3 separate regions of the Homo sapiens genome follow, and regions 2 and 3 are each linked to region 1. A link is a contact called in ENCODE Hi-C or POLR2A ChIA-PET data. All regions are on one chromosome and are shown on one strand. The core of a region is the stretch at or near the end of the contact, and the rest is flanking DNA. Distances in the headings are between cores, read along the strand shown. Region 1 overlaps AFF1 (ALF transcription elongation factor 1). Region 2 overlaps AFF1 (ALF transcription elongation factor 1). Region 3 overlaps AFF1 (ALF transcription elongation factor 1).

Region 1 (4,556 bases), core at 477-2,976:
CAGGCGTCAGCCACCGTGCCTGGCCCAATAATTCTTAAGTTACTAGGATACCAGTTAATGATACCGTTGTGGTCTAGAAGAGTGTATGCCCTACCCATTTGGATGACTCATTCCCAAAAAAGTGATTCCTTCAATAGCAAAATATTTAAAATTGCAAATCCTTTTCTAGATTAACAGCAGTTTTATTATATGCATTACTTTTAAGAAGTATATATACACACACACATGCTAAAGGAAATCCAGTGTCTTATTTAATACAAAAGAAAGCACCTATATATGAGACAGATGCATAAAACTTCCAACTTTTATAGCACATAAAACAATCTGATTAATCTCCAGGCTCAATTCTGAAAAGTACAGTAATTATGAGGCTGGAACTCAACTAAAAATTCCTAATGAATGGATTAGGCTGTTTATTTTTAATGTAGGAATGCCAAAAATTACTTAATACTTAGGTAGAAAATGGTGAAATGATTTCTCAAAAACATTATTGAACACTGCACCCATTTCCCAGTCAAGTGTCCTGAATAGGAAATTCAGTCCAGTACTTCACCCCTCTGTTAAGCCAAGCATTTAAGAGATTATCTTTCAGACTCCAGACCAGAGTGAGCTGGGTAAGAAATCCTCAAGCTGAGCACAGCGTAGCAAAGTTCCCATTTGGCTCCAGTTCTCACCTGTGCTAAACACAAAGGACAAACAAGCATATGAGACACAATTGACTTCTGCCCTCAAAATGTTTACCACCTGGAGAAAAAGCAGCAGGATGATACCAAGGGAGAAGTGCTGAAACTCGGGCCTGGGCAGCGGGGTGCACAGCAGAAAGTCATCTATAAGGGTCTGGGGGCTGCAGTGGAACAAGGCAGTACCAGCAGCAGGGCCAGAACTCAAGGCTGCAGAGACAGGTAAGAGGCAAGAAGACAAATGGACACATCTGGCTTTCTGTCCTGAAGGTGATGGAGAGGTACTGAAGGATCTTGAAAAAGTACGACTTGATCTGATTTTCACTTAATCAAATCACTCATGTGAAATAATGTGGCATACTGAGAAGCAGGAAAACAGCAAGATGAGAGGTTAGAAAGAAGTTGTAACAGTTCAAGAAAGACGGTAAAAATCCATACTAAATGAGGGACAGAGAAAAGGAGAAGCTATGAATGTTTATAAAGTAATCTCCATAGGATCAAGCTGCTTTCAAAACAATGGAGTATATGACAGAAAGGAATTGAGAACTGATGACCAGGAGGAAGGAGAACATTCTGTGTGTGAAGTGATACAGGGAGAGGGGGGCACAAAAAAATCCATTTTAGACAGGTTCAATTAAGATGCCTGTGCAACACCTACTAGAAAAGTCCAGTGGGCAGGTGGATAACAGAACCTAGATCTCAAAATACGTTTTAAGAGTTTTAGGCTAGAAAATCACTCTGGTGTTCGTGAGCAACGGCAGTTGAATCTTAAGTGCAAATGAGGTCACCAGGGAAAGGCTGCAGAATGAGAAAAGATGGTTGAGGACAGAGCCCTGGAGGAGGAGTGGGAACAGCAGCCTCCAAAGGAGATTAAGGCACGTACAAAAAGGTAGAAGAAAACCCAGACAACAGGGGAGGAGAGTGTTTAAGGTGATGGTGGTCAAGTGTCAAATGCTACAGAGATGTCAAGTAGGATAAGGCCTTAAAGAGCATTCCTCGAATTCATCCAATACAGTCCACTAGTGGCTCCTGCCGGCAGAGGCAGTGGCGTGAAGGCACAGAGCAGGCTGCAATGGGTTGCAAGTAGAGGGGAGGGGAGGAGAGGAAGCAGGAACAGTGTTTACCTACTTCTGTCTCCAGAGCTTTTGCTGTGGAGGGAACAAGAAAGTAGTAATTAGAGAAGACACAAGAGTGAAGAAGGGTTTGTTTTGCTCTTTCAGTTGGGAAAGGCCTAAATGTAACTATAGACTATCATGAAAGAGCTGAGTAATAAGGGAAAGGTTTAAGCTAACCAAAGGTTGAGAGTGGGGGAGTTGAGAACACCTCCTTCTGTGAGATTAAACAGAAAGAGACAAATGGTGGCTGCTATGATTTGGGGGCGGGGGTGGCACTGTAGGTAGAAAGAACTGAGAGAATTCATACCTGGTGCTTCCTTCTCTGAAAGGTAGGAAGCAAAGTTAAAGGTCTCAGTGCAAGCCACATGGCCACGAAGACCAAAACTGAGTTTTACTCATCCTGTCATTTGAATCACCCGTGCCACCCTATATTTGCATGACTCATCAGATGCCAACATGAAAGCAAGGCCATGTGGAAAAACAGCACACTTTAAATAAAAGTGTACATAAGCCATCATTACTCCACAGAAACCATGTTTTGTGGCAGATGGAGCGCTGGAACTAGGAGCCAGGGTCCAGGTTTCATGTCTCCATCTCTGCCATTTACTAGCTTAAATTAAATTTAGAGACTCAGTTCCACGGCATGTAAAATGGTGACTCCTGCCAACTGCCATACTTAACTCACAAGGTTACTGTGATAATCAAGAGAGAAACAAATAAGTGCTTTGGAAATTAAAGGGGAAAGGGCACTACAAGATTTTAGAGTGCGTACATTTTTATAAAGTGAACTGTTTACACCAGAGATTGCCAAGCCACGGGAATGCTGCTGTTCAGGAGTGAGCTCACAGAGCAACTAAGCCATCAGGCAGGGGTGGGGATGGTGGGCGGGGGGATGTTGAAGACAGCGGTGGGGGTTTAACACCATGGCAAACCCATTCTTAAAAGCTTGATAACCCCTAAGGAAATACTTTCTTTCACTAGGCTTTTCATTTGTTTACTTATTTTTAATACTTTAAAATCAAGTCTTAGGGGCTTTATTCACTTAGAACTCTTAACTGGGAATTAATGGTCCACTTGATCTAATTCCAACTTCATTTCTAAAGTACATTTCAATAAACAATACGATCAGTCTTCCTAACTCCCCAACATCACTAATTCCCCATTTTGATAACCCTCTGTCCAAATTCTTTTTCTTAAGGCCCAGTTCAAATTTCACTTCTACCACTACCAAGAGTTCCATAGTAGGAGTATGGAACTCATACTATGCACAAGGCACTGTCTTAAGTAATTCAAAGATTACCTCAGTATATTAGACCCACTTTACTTACAGACGAATAAACTGGTAACACAGGAAGGTTAGGTTCCTTGCCCAAAGTCTTACAGAATTATAAGCCCAAGCTGTACCACCTGCCATGAAGCCAAAATAATTCTCCGCCTTTTATTAATGATTCTTGTTTTTATCTAAATTACTCAATAAATAACTAAAGAATTTCAAAAGCTGGCCCTATCTTGCCACCAGGCCCATCTCCCCACTGCTCTCCTCTGCCCATGCCCAACCTCCTGGAGCCACAGGCCCTGCCACTCCCACTAGATTTCCCTCCGTGTCTTGCTTCTATGTCTTTTCTCTTCCTAAGCCTTTAGCCTGGATGTACCTTTCACCAGAGTGCAAAGTGCTTCAAAAGTCAACTCTTAAAAAAAAAATGTACAGCTTCTAATTTTGAAAGGCAATATAATGTAGGTGTTGTGGTTAAGACTGTGGACTCTGGAACCAGACTACTTGAGTCTGGATTTCAGATCCACTGGCAAAAGCCTCCAGAAGCTTGGACAACCAATCTCTCTGTACCTCTAAATCTCTCAGTAAAACAGGATGGTAACAGTACCCTACCACATGGGATCATCGTGAATATGAAATGAGTTAGCACCTATAAAGCATTTAGAATAGTTTTCATCATAAAGTGAACAAGGGGACTATGCCAGCAATGTATTATGAAGAGTTCCGTATTACCTTGCTCATACTGATTACACTTTGGATTTTTATGCTATGTCATAATAAATTTACTGTGCCTGTGTCTTTCTTTCCTATTAGCTCCCTTTATATCTAATGGGTGTTCAAATATTTGTTGACAGAATGTAAAAATATGAATCCTTCTATGACAAAGAAACAAAGTTATTTTTAAAAAACATTTTGTAAGAATGTTCAGATTATTTAATAGGAAAAAATTTTTTCACAAGTTCCCATGTTCTCGAGCATGAAAAAATGTTGGAAGTAACATACATTCTAATTATACCATAGAATTCTATTTTAAATTTTTCTAAAATGCAACAGCAAATACTTGCTTCGGGGTATTTTAAAAATTGAGCTCTAAGGAAAAAGGGAATCTATAATATAGTGTGGGGTTGTTAAGAATACCTCGAAGAAATATACATAACATAGAATGCCTTCCTTTCTTAATTCATGCACTTCAATTCAAAGCTCCACATTCCTGTCCAATATGAGTTTTCAGAGTTCTATTATTTGTAAATTGGAATAAAAAACCTAAGGTGATTTATCTAAAGGACAGAGCTAGAAATAGGACCTCTAATTACTTAAATACTGAGGCCTCTAGATTAAAACATTAAACCTCAAAACCCTTCAGCCAAAGGGATTAAGAAGATTAGAATGGGCTTGACAAATTACCACGGGGTTAGGAAAAAAAAAATGCAGAGAGAAAGTAGGCCAAATTTAAATAGGGAATGAAATGAAGTTCAAGAGAAAACTAAT
Region 2 (4,237 bases), core at 1,091-3,590, 65 kb after region 1:
TGAACAAAGGTCTCTGGTTTTCCTAGGCAGAGGACCCTGCGGCCTTCCGCAGTGTTTGTGTCCCTGGGTACTTGAGATTAGGGAGTGGTGATGACTCTTAACGAGCATGCTGCCTTCAAGCATCTGTTTAACAAAGCACATCTTGCACCGCCCTTAATCCATTCAACCCTGAGTGGATACAGCACATGTTTCAGAGAGCACAGGGTTGGGGGTAAGGTCACAGATCAACAGGATCCCAAGGCAGAAGAATTTTTCTTAGTACAGAACAAAATGAAAAGTCTCCCATGTCTACCTCTTTCTACACAGACACAGCAACCATCCGATTTCTCAATCTTTTCCCCACCTTTCCCCCCTTTCTATTCCACAAAACCGCCATTGTCATCATGGCCCGTTCTCAATGAGCTGTTGGGTACACCTCCCAGACGGGGTGGTGGCCAGGCAGAGGGGCTCCTCACTTCCCAGTAGGGGCGGCCGGGCAGAGGTGCCCCTCACCTCCCGGACAGGGCGGCTGGCCGGGCGGGGGCCTGACCCCCCCACCTCCCTCCCAGACGAGGTGGCTGCCGGGCAGAGACGCTCCTCACTTCCCAGACGGGGTGGCTGCTGGGCGGAGGGGCTCCTCACTTCTCAGACGGGGCGGCTGCCGGGCGGAGGGGCTCCTCACTTCTCAGACGGGGCGGCCGGGCAGAGACGCTCCTCACATCCCGGACGGGGCGGCAGGGCAGAGGTGCTCCCCACATCTCAGACGATGGGCGGCCGGGCAGAGACGCTCCTCACTTCCCAGATGGGATGGCGGCCAGGCAGAGACGCTCCTCACTTTCCAGACTGGGCAGCCAGGCAGAAGGGCTCCTCACATCCCAGACGATGGGCGGCCTGGCAGAGACGCTCCTCACTTCCCAGACGGGGTGGCGGCCGGGCAGAGGCTGCAATCTCGGCACTTTGGGAGGCCAAGGCAGGCTGCTGGGAGGTGGAGGTTGTAGCGAGCCGAGATCACACCACTGCACTCCAGCCTGGGCACCATTGAGCACTGAGTGAAGGAGACTCCGTCTGCAATCCCGGCACCTCGGGAGGCCGAGGCTGGCGGATCACTCGAGGTTAGGAGCTGGAGACCAGCCCGGCCAACACAGCGAAACCCCGTCTCCACCAAAAAAATACGAAAACCAGTCAGGCGTGGCGGCGCGCGCCTGCAATCGCAGGCACTCGGCAGGCTGAGGCAGGAGAATCAGGCAGGGAGGTTGCAGTGAGCCGAGATGGCAGCAGTACCGTCCAGCTTCGGCTCGGCATCAGAGGGAGACCGTGGAAAGAGAGGGAGAGGGAGACCGTGGGGAGAGGGGGAGGGAGGGAGAGGGGGAGGGAGAGGGGGAGGGGGAAGGGGGTAGATTTTTCTAACTGCCTGTTTGTTTTTTGAGAAAAGGTCTCATTCTGTTGCCCAGGCTGAAGTGCAGTGCTGCAATTTCAGTTGACTGCAGCCTCGGTCTCCAGGGCTCAAGCAATCCTCCTACCTCAGCCTCCTGAGTAGCTGGGGCTACAGGCACACAACACCACACCTGGCTAATTTTTTGTAAAGACTAGGTTTTACCATGTTGCCTAGGCTGATCTCAAACTCCTGGACTCAGGTGATCCACCTGCCTTGGCCTCCCGAAGTGCTGAGATTACAAAGTGTGAGCCACCATGCCTGGCCTGGAGACAGTTTCTTACAGGATATCTAACACCCTTCCCAATTTGGACCAACTTCAGTAGCCTTATCATCCACCAAACCTCTCTCTGTCCCCTCCCCGCTTTCCCATGAACACCCTCCAGCCCCACAGTTCTCTAATGCCACCAACCTTTGCAGACAGTATTTTCTCTTCATTAGAATGCCCCTTTCCCTCTGCTCCAGCTGAAGACCCCTTACCATTATCTAAACTCTAACAAATGCAGCTCTTCTCAGAAGCCTTCTCTGATAGCTTATCCTTCACTCTACCTAACACAAGCTCCTAGTTCTCATGCATATCAAGTCATGATGCTGGATGGATCAAGGGGAGTGTTTGCTTGTTTGAGCAGAAAGGCAGCCAAAACCAATGCAGCCAAAAGATAATTTCTGAAGCAGAGAACTGTGAAGAACTCTGCTACAGTTGCAGCTGCTAAGATTTCCTTTTACACATGTGTTTGCAGGTGAGATCTGCCCCCAGATTGCATAATCTGGGGTTCTCTCATTACACAATCAGTGGACTCTGATCCAGATCCACAAATGGAGCAAGTGAGGATCAATGAACAATTTCCAACATTTCAAAAAATCCAAAGGAAACCACATATTTGACCATGAGAAGTGTGTGAAGGACTCCGCTCTGGGCCTTCCTGGAGCTTATGCCAACTCAGTGTGCCAGCACCAGTGAGCCCACAGTGATCAGGAAGTCGAATTAGCAACTTCGTGTGTTTTGATTAATTCAAGTAAGAAAACAAATGTTTGTTTAAATATAGTTTATTTAGTAGGGGGACTCTTTTTTAGTGCCTTCTGGCAATTTAGTGTGCAGTTGAGTTAGAACCTGTGTTTTAGTGCCTTGTTACTTAAAGTAAGGCTGCAGAGCAGCAGCTCTAACATGAGAGGCCTATAAGAAATGCAGTTTTAGGTCCCATCCCAGATTTCCTGAATCAGAATCTGCATTTTTATATTTTTAATGTATTATTATTTTTTAAGACGGAGTCTCGCTCTGTCTCCCAGGCTGGAGTGAAATGGCACGATCTCAGCTCACTGCAAACCTCCACCTCCTGGGTTCACATGATTCTCCTGCCTTAGCCTCCCGAGTAGCTGGAATTACAGGCACACATTACCATGCCCAGCTAATTTTTTGTATTTTTAGTAGAGATGGGGTTTCACTATGTTGGCCAGGCTGGTCTCGAACTCCTGACCTCATAATCCACCCACCTCAGCCTCCCAAAATGCTGGGATTACAGGCATGAGCCACCATGCCCAGCCCAGAATCTGCATTTTAACAAAATTCAAAGGTGATTCATATACTCATTGAACTCTGAGAAGCACAGTACTATAAAATCTATGACATTTAGGAGTTCCATAAACTCTCAAAGACAAGTGTCCACAATTACTACCATTATTCAGTTTGAAACAGTCTCTGAACAGTATTGTGGCATAGTCATCTATGAGTTATGGGCTTTTCCTGCCCTTGAAACTATCCCTAAATTTTCCTGAACACATATCAGGAAAGGGGAAGGATTTAAGAACTGGAAGATAGGAGATATTCCTCAATCTCTGCAGGGATGTTTTCCTCATTTGTGGGAGAAAAAAACTACATATATAGGCAAGCCACAATGATCAGTAAATTGCAGCTTATTAGTTATACTAAGATCTGGTCTCCTCACACATAAAAGAGGTTACATCAACTACTGGCACTTTCTGTGATACCTAGCCTGTCGTAAATGTGCTGTTTTTATTCCTAGCAAATGTTTGAATCCAAGCAAAACCTAATTGGAGGTATGGATTTTACCTTCCATCTGAGGACTGAGGCTGCCTTCCAAAAAGTTAGGGGAGTTTTATTTGAGGCTTCTTGGCTGTGGACTCTGTTTCCTACCTAGGTCACATGTAAAACAGGAAGATTAAAACTAAATCAAATCAACATTTATTGAGCATTTATTACGTCTAAAGCTCATGCAACCCTATAGGAAAGCATGTTTTTTAAAAAATCTTTGTCTTCTAAGAACTTACTCACTCAAAGAAAGGGCTACTCCATTTTCTAAATCCTACATGTCTTGAAATTACAATTAATCTAGAGAACAAAAAGCTGATTAATAACCAATTATACATATTTTCACGATCAAGGATTTATATGTTATTGAGCTGATTAAATCTTGTCATTTTATACATCATGTTTAAGAATTCATTTAAGAAAATTACAGAAGTTATAGCAACAGAGTTTTTCAGGTTTACAGTATTTCCTACGTTCTCAGAAAGGAGGGGTCTTCCCTTGCTAATACAATTATAACTTTGTCAAGGTGAGAACTTGCAGCTGGGAACTATGCTCCCAACTGACAGACTTGTTAGTGCCCTTACAAGTCACTGACACCTCAAAGCTGGCCAGCTTCATGCCTTAAAACGCTTAACAACTTAATGGGTCCCTACACTGTCACTTGGGAATTCACATAAAGATGACTTTCTTCCAAATATGATAATGTTCCCTCAGTACACGTGGTTGAGACACTTAGTAACAATCTTAGATACCACAGTCCAGCAAAATGGCAAGGAAGG
Region 3 (4,177 bases), core at 1,166-3,665, 100 kb after region 1:
CCCAGAATGCCCCTTTCCCAAATTCCACAGCTCATGAAAGCCAACCTCTGCTTTCAAACCATCCCATCTGGAATGACTTTCTCCTTTCAGCTTTACACAAAACCCAAGTGGCCTAACGTTACTTATCGTTTAGGTGTCCCTCCCTTAGGGCAACTCTGCAATTTTCTGCAGAGCAAGGAAAGTACCAGCACTCTGACTTCCCTAACAGACACTCAACCATCCCAACAATGAGTTCAAAAGGCACCCATTTTTTCCCCCATCTCTACCAGTCTCTCACATTGGGAAAAAAAAAAAAAAAAGAGTATTAAGGAACTTTAAAAGGGAGTGAGGCTTTAAAGATTTATTCAACTATTTAAGAAGTGTGAAGTAGCAGACAAAAAGAGGAAGGGACCCAACACAATAAAGAGGTTTCTTTTTTTAATGTAAACTTTTAAAATTAAAAATAACACACATTTTTTAAAGTGTAGAGCTCACATATAAATTTTCACAAAATGATATACTCTTGTAACCAACACCCAGATCAAAACAGAATACCGGCACTCCTGGGCAATTTAACTATTTTAAGCAAAAAGAGTTATCTTGACTCTAACCAAGCTTTTAGTGCTAACTTCCATTCTTCAGGAAATACATGGGATAGGCTGACAGTTTCTCAATCTCAGCACTATTGACATTAGAAACCAGGAAATTATTTGTGGTGGGGGCTGTTCTGTGCATTGTAGATGTTTAATAACATCCCTGGCCTCTACTCACTAGATTGTGATGACTAAAAATCTCTCTAGACATTGTCAAATGTCCCCTGGAAGAGAGGGAGACAAAATTGTCCTCCGTTGAGAACTACTGCTATATCGAAACAAGTTAAACGCATTAATAGGAAACAAACAAATCCAAGAAGTAGGACATACATGCAACTGTTTCCTTAACTAGTAAATGCTCCCACCCCACAAGTAAATAGAGTAAATGCTGCTCTGGATTAAGACTCAAGAAACAAAACCTAATGCAATATGTGAACTTTGGTTTCCTTGGATCAAGATGAAGACAATTTTATTATTTATTATTTATTTTATTTTATTTTTTTGAGAGAGTCTTACTCTGTCTCCCAGGCTGGAGTGCAGTGGCACAATCTCGGCTCACTGCAACCTCTGCCTCCTGGGTTGAAGTGGTTCGCCTGCCTCAGCCTCCCGAGTAGCTGGGACTACAGGCACGTACCACCACACCCGGCTAATTTTTTATTTTCAGTAGAGACGGGGTTTCACCATGTAGGTCAGGCTGGTCTCGAACTCCTGACCCTCAGGTGATTTACCCACCGTGGCCTCCCAAAATGCTGGAATTACAGGCATGAGCCACCGCACCTGGCTAAAAACAATTTTAAAAGACATTTTAAAACAATCTAGAAAGTTTGGGGCCGGGCACGGTGACTCACGCCTGTAATCCCAGCACTTTGGGAGGCTGAGTTGGGCAGATCACTTGAGGTCAGGAGTTTGAGACCAGCCTAACATGGTGAAACCCCGTTTCTACTAAAAATACAAAAAATTAGCCAGGCATGGTGATGTGCACCTGTAATCTCAGCTACTCGGGAGGCTGAGGCAGAAGAATTGCTTGAACCTGAGAGGTGGAAGTTGCAGTGAGCCCAGATGGCACCACTGCACTCCAGCTTGGGCAACAAGAGTGAAACTCCGTTTCAAAAAAAAAAAAAAAAAAAGGAAAAAAAAAGAAAAAGTTCAGAGATAGACTAGGTATTAGACGAATCCAAGATGTTAATTTTATTAGGTGTGAGACGGGTATGTATTTAAGTAGGGAAATGTCCATATATTTTTAGAGATGCACATAAAGTATGAAGAAGTGAAATGGAATTTGCTTTAAAATAGTTCAGCAAAGAAAAAGAGGAAAAAGGATAGTTGTTTGTTTGTTTTTTTAAGTATGGCAAAATCAGGCTAGGCGCAGTGGCTCAGGGCTGGGCATGGTGGCTCACGCCTGTAATCCCAGCACTTTGGGAGGCTGAGGTGGGAGGATCACCTGAGGTCAGGAGTTTGAGACCAGCCTGGCCAACATGGTGAAACCCTGTCTCTATTAAAAATAAAAAATTAGCCAGGTGTGGTGGCATGCACCTGTAGTCCCAGATACTTGGGAGGCTGGGGCAGGAGAATTGCTTGAACCCAAGAGGCAGAGGTTGCAGTGAGCGGAGATCACAACACTGCACTCCAGCCTGGGCAACAGAGTGAGATTCCATCTCAAGAAAAAAGAAAAAAAAATTTCCAACCAAAAATGAACTAGTTGCCCCAGCATTCCCCACAGTCTGATTCACATACTCAGCTATGAAGGTCTCTCCAGGCTTTTGCTTTCTCCAGTAAAATTAGGCTACTGATATGAATACCTTACAGAGCATAGAAAACATGACTCAGATTTTGAAATAATGGTTCCCCAGCTTCTGCAAAACAGGAGAAACTGGAACTGAAATTCTCTTCTTCCTAAAGTAGGCTGACTAGTATGGCTTCAGAAGAAAAGTACTGTTATAATGGAAGGCCTCCAGAAAGAAAAATGGTTCTTTCCCACATCAAGACAGTATAAAATTAGTATCCCTACAAAGACAATGTTATCCCCAGCAATTCAACTCAGTGTTCATCTTATCTACCACCTGGACCAAGTTTAGCACCTAAAATGATATAATGCCAAATGCCTGGACTAGTGTCCACTATACTGAAGGCACAAAATAATTATTAATATTAATTCATTCTCCTCCAACTCTCAGCCTCAGCAGGGAGTTCAGGGCTAAAGACAGAGAAAAAGTACATGCAAATAAACAAAAGTGACCCCAGGCACAATGGCTTGTGAGCTTAAAATAAAGATGACTCCAAACAGAAACCTACCTTAGAGGCAAGCAATTCCTCTCCTAAACATCTGCCCAAAAGAAATAAAAACATATGTGGAACATTGCTCATAAAAACAAAAAAGTGGATACTACCTAAATGTCCATTAACTGATGAATAGTACAAGATGGCACATCTATGCAATGGAATATTATTTAGCAATAAAAAGGACTGAAAAACTGATACATGCTGTAATATGGATGAATCTTGAAAACTTTATCCTAAGAAGCCAGTCACAAAAATTAACATATTGTATGATTGCACTTATATAAAATGTCCAGAATAGGCAAAATTATTGAGGATTAATAGTTACCTGGGGCTGGGAATGAAAATGGGATTAACTGTAAACAGGTAGTTCCATCTAGATGAAAATGTTCTAAAGCTGGATTGTAGTAATGGTTGCACAACTCAGTAAAGTTACTAAAAATTAAACTGTATACTTAAAATAGCTTGTAAATTACACCTCAATAAAGTTACTTCTGTTGTTTTCTAAGATGACTATGCCACTTGTAGAAGAGTAAATACTATGTAGCAGTGTCTTCTTATATGCAAAATTTAGCTTTCCTTTTGGGAAATAACTAATTCCAAAAAAATATTTCCTCAGTTCTCAGGTAAGTCTGAATCTAAACTCTTCTAAACCCATCAAACTGAGTGACTCATCTTAAACTACATATGACAATGACACATACTTATCAGTTAGCAATCATTTTCTAAAATGAGGGAAAACAAGGTGTTTTGTATAAGAAATATTATTGCACTTGTAAATCAGGCCAGAAACTAGTTCACTTGAAAATGCAGGAAACCTTATTTCCTCATTTCACAATTCCAGGTGTGCACTATTTACAATGCCCAGGCCAATCACTATTTCAGGAAAACATGGCCTACAGCCATTAAACTCTCTAGTAAGCATCTAGAAGTTTGGCCCTTGATTTACTTGCACAAAGAAGATCTGTCCATATAATAGGTGTTAATCTGTTGAACACCTTGTAGCTTCCTCAATAATTGAGAATTCTTCTCAATTAGGAGAGTTAAACATCAATTCAAACTCGAAAAGGAGAGCTTCCAGGGGCTACAGTATTCCATCCTATATGATGCAAGGTTAACAAAATCCAATCCCTCAAATCTTCCCAAAAACTGAAAAGCATCTCAGCAAATCTCCTAAAACACTTCAGTACCCACTCTGAATGGCAGAAGACGATAAAATCATGTCCCACCCATTTGGTGGTATAGCCTGAAATGACATTTACTTCATTCTTATGGTTTATTTTAACATGTTTTCCCCCTGTCCTCAAGTAAAAAATTTCCCAGAATAT

What was found. A loop is a pair of places that touch in the nucleus more often than their neighbours do. ChIA-PET counts read pairs that join two places held with the same protein, here RNA polymerase II (POLR2A). Pooled maps may share reads with other maps.
Region 2: a loop to region 1 is called in a map of endothelial cell of hepatic sinusoid, with 4 times the contacts of the local background. The contact joins two enhancer-like sites. A Hi-C loop is called at or near these places in 39 of 168 maps with a recorded cell type or tissue (CD14-positive monocyte, CD4-positive, alpha-beta T cell, Calu3 and 23 more), 18 of 37 single-sample maps with no recorded cell type and 35 of 50 pooled maps. POLR2A ChIA-PET finds 5 or more read pairs at or near these places in 24 of 52 experiments (AG04450, CD4-positive, alpha-beta T cell, GM12878 and 18 more).
Region 3: a pooled map shows a loop between it and region 1 (3-fold over the local background). The contact joins two enhancer-like sites. A Hi-C loop is called at or near these places in 6 of 50 pooled maps. POLR2A ChIA-PET finds 5 or more read pairs at or near these places in 10 of 52 experiments (A673, B cell, GM12878 and 6 more).

Annotation. Positions count from the first base shown.
Region 1 is chr4:87,056,026-87,060,581 of GRCh38, reverse strand. All of the region lies in intron 4 of AFF1 (ALF transcription elongation factor 1), which reads right to left. Among named protein-coding and RNA genes, the nearest start is that of AFF1, 120 kb to the right of the region's middle. RefSeq lists an enhancer at 1,760-1,849. Within about 2 kb of position 1,726, at least 10 of the 41 ENCODE cell types and tissues checked have a DNase peak (open chromatin) inside an H3K27ac peak, as active enhancers do.
Region 2 is chr4:86,992,399-86,996,635 of GRCh38, reverse strand. All of the region lies in intron 2 of AFF1 (ALF transcription elongation factor 1), which reads right to left. Among named protein-coding and RNA genes, the nearest start is that of AFF1, 60 kb to the right of the region's middle. Within about 2 kb of position 2,340, at least 4 of the 41 ENCODE cell types and tissues checked have a DNase peak (open chromatin) inside an H3K27ac peak, as active enhancers do.
Region 3 is chr4:86,955,614-86,959,790 of GRCh38, reverse strand. All of the region lies in intron 2 of AFF1 (ALF transcription elongation factor 1), which reads right to left. Among named protein-coding and RNA genes, the nearest start is that of AFF1, 23 kb to the right of the region's middle. RefSeq lists enhancers at 1-571, 1,281-1,864, 2,392-2,441. Within about 2 kb of position 2,415, at least 4 of the 41 ENCODE cell types and tissues checked have a DNase peak (open chromatin) inside an H3K27ac peak, as active enhancers do.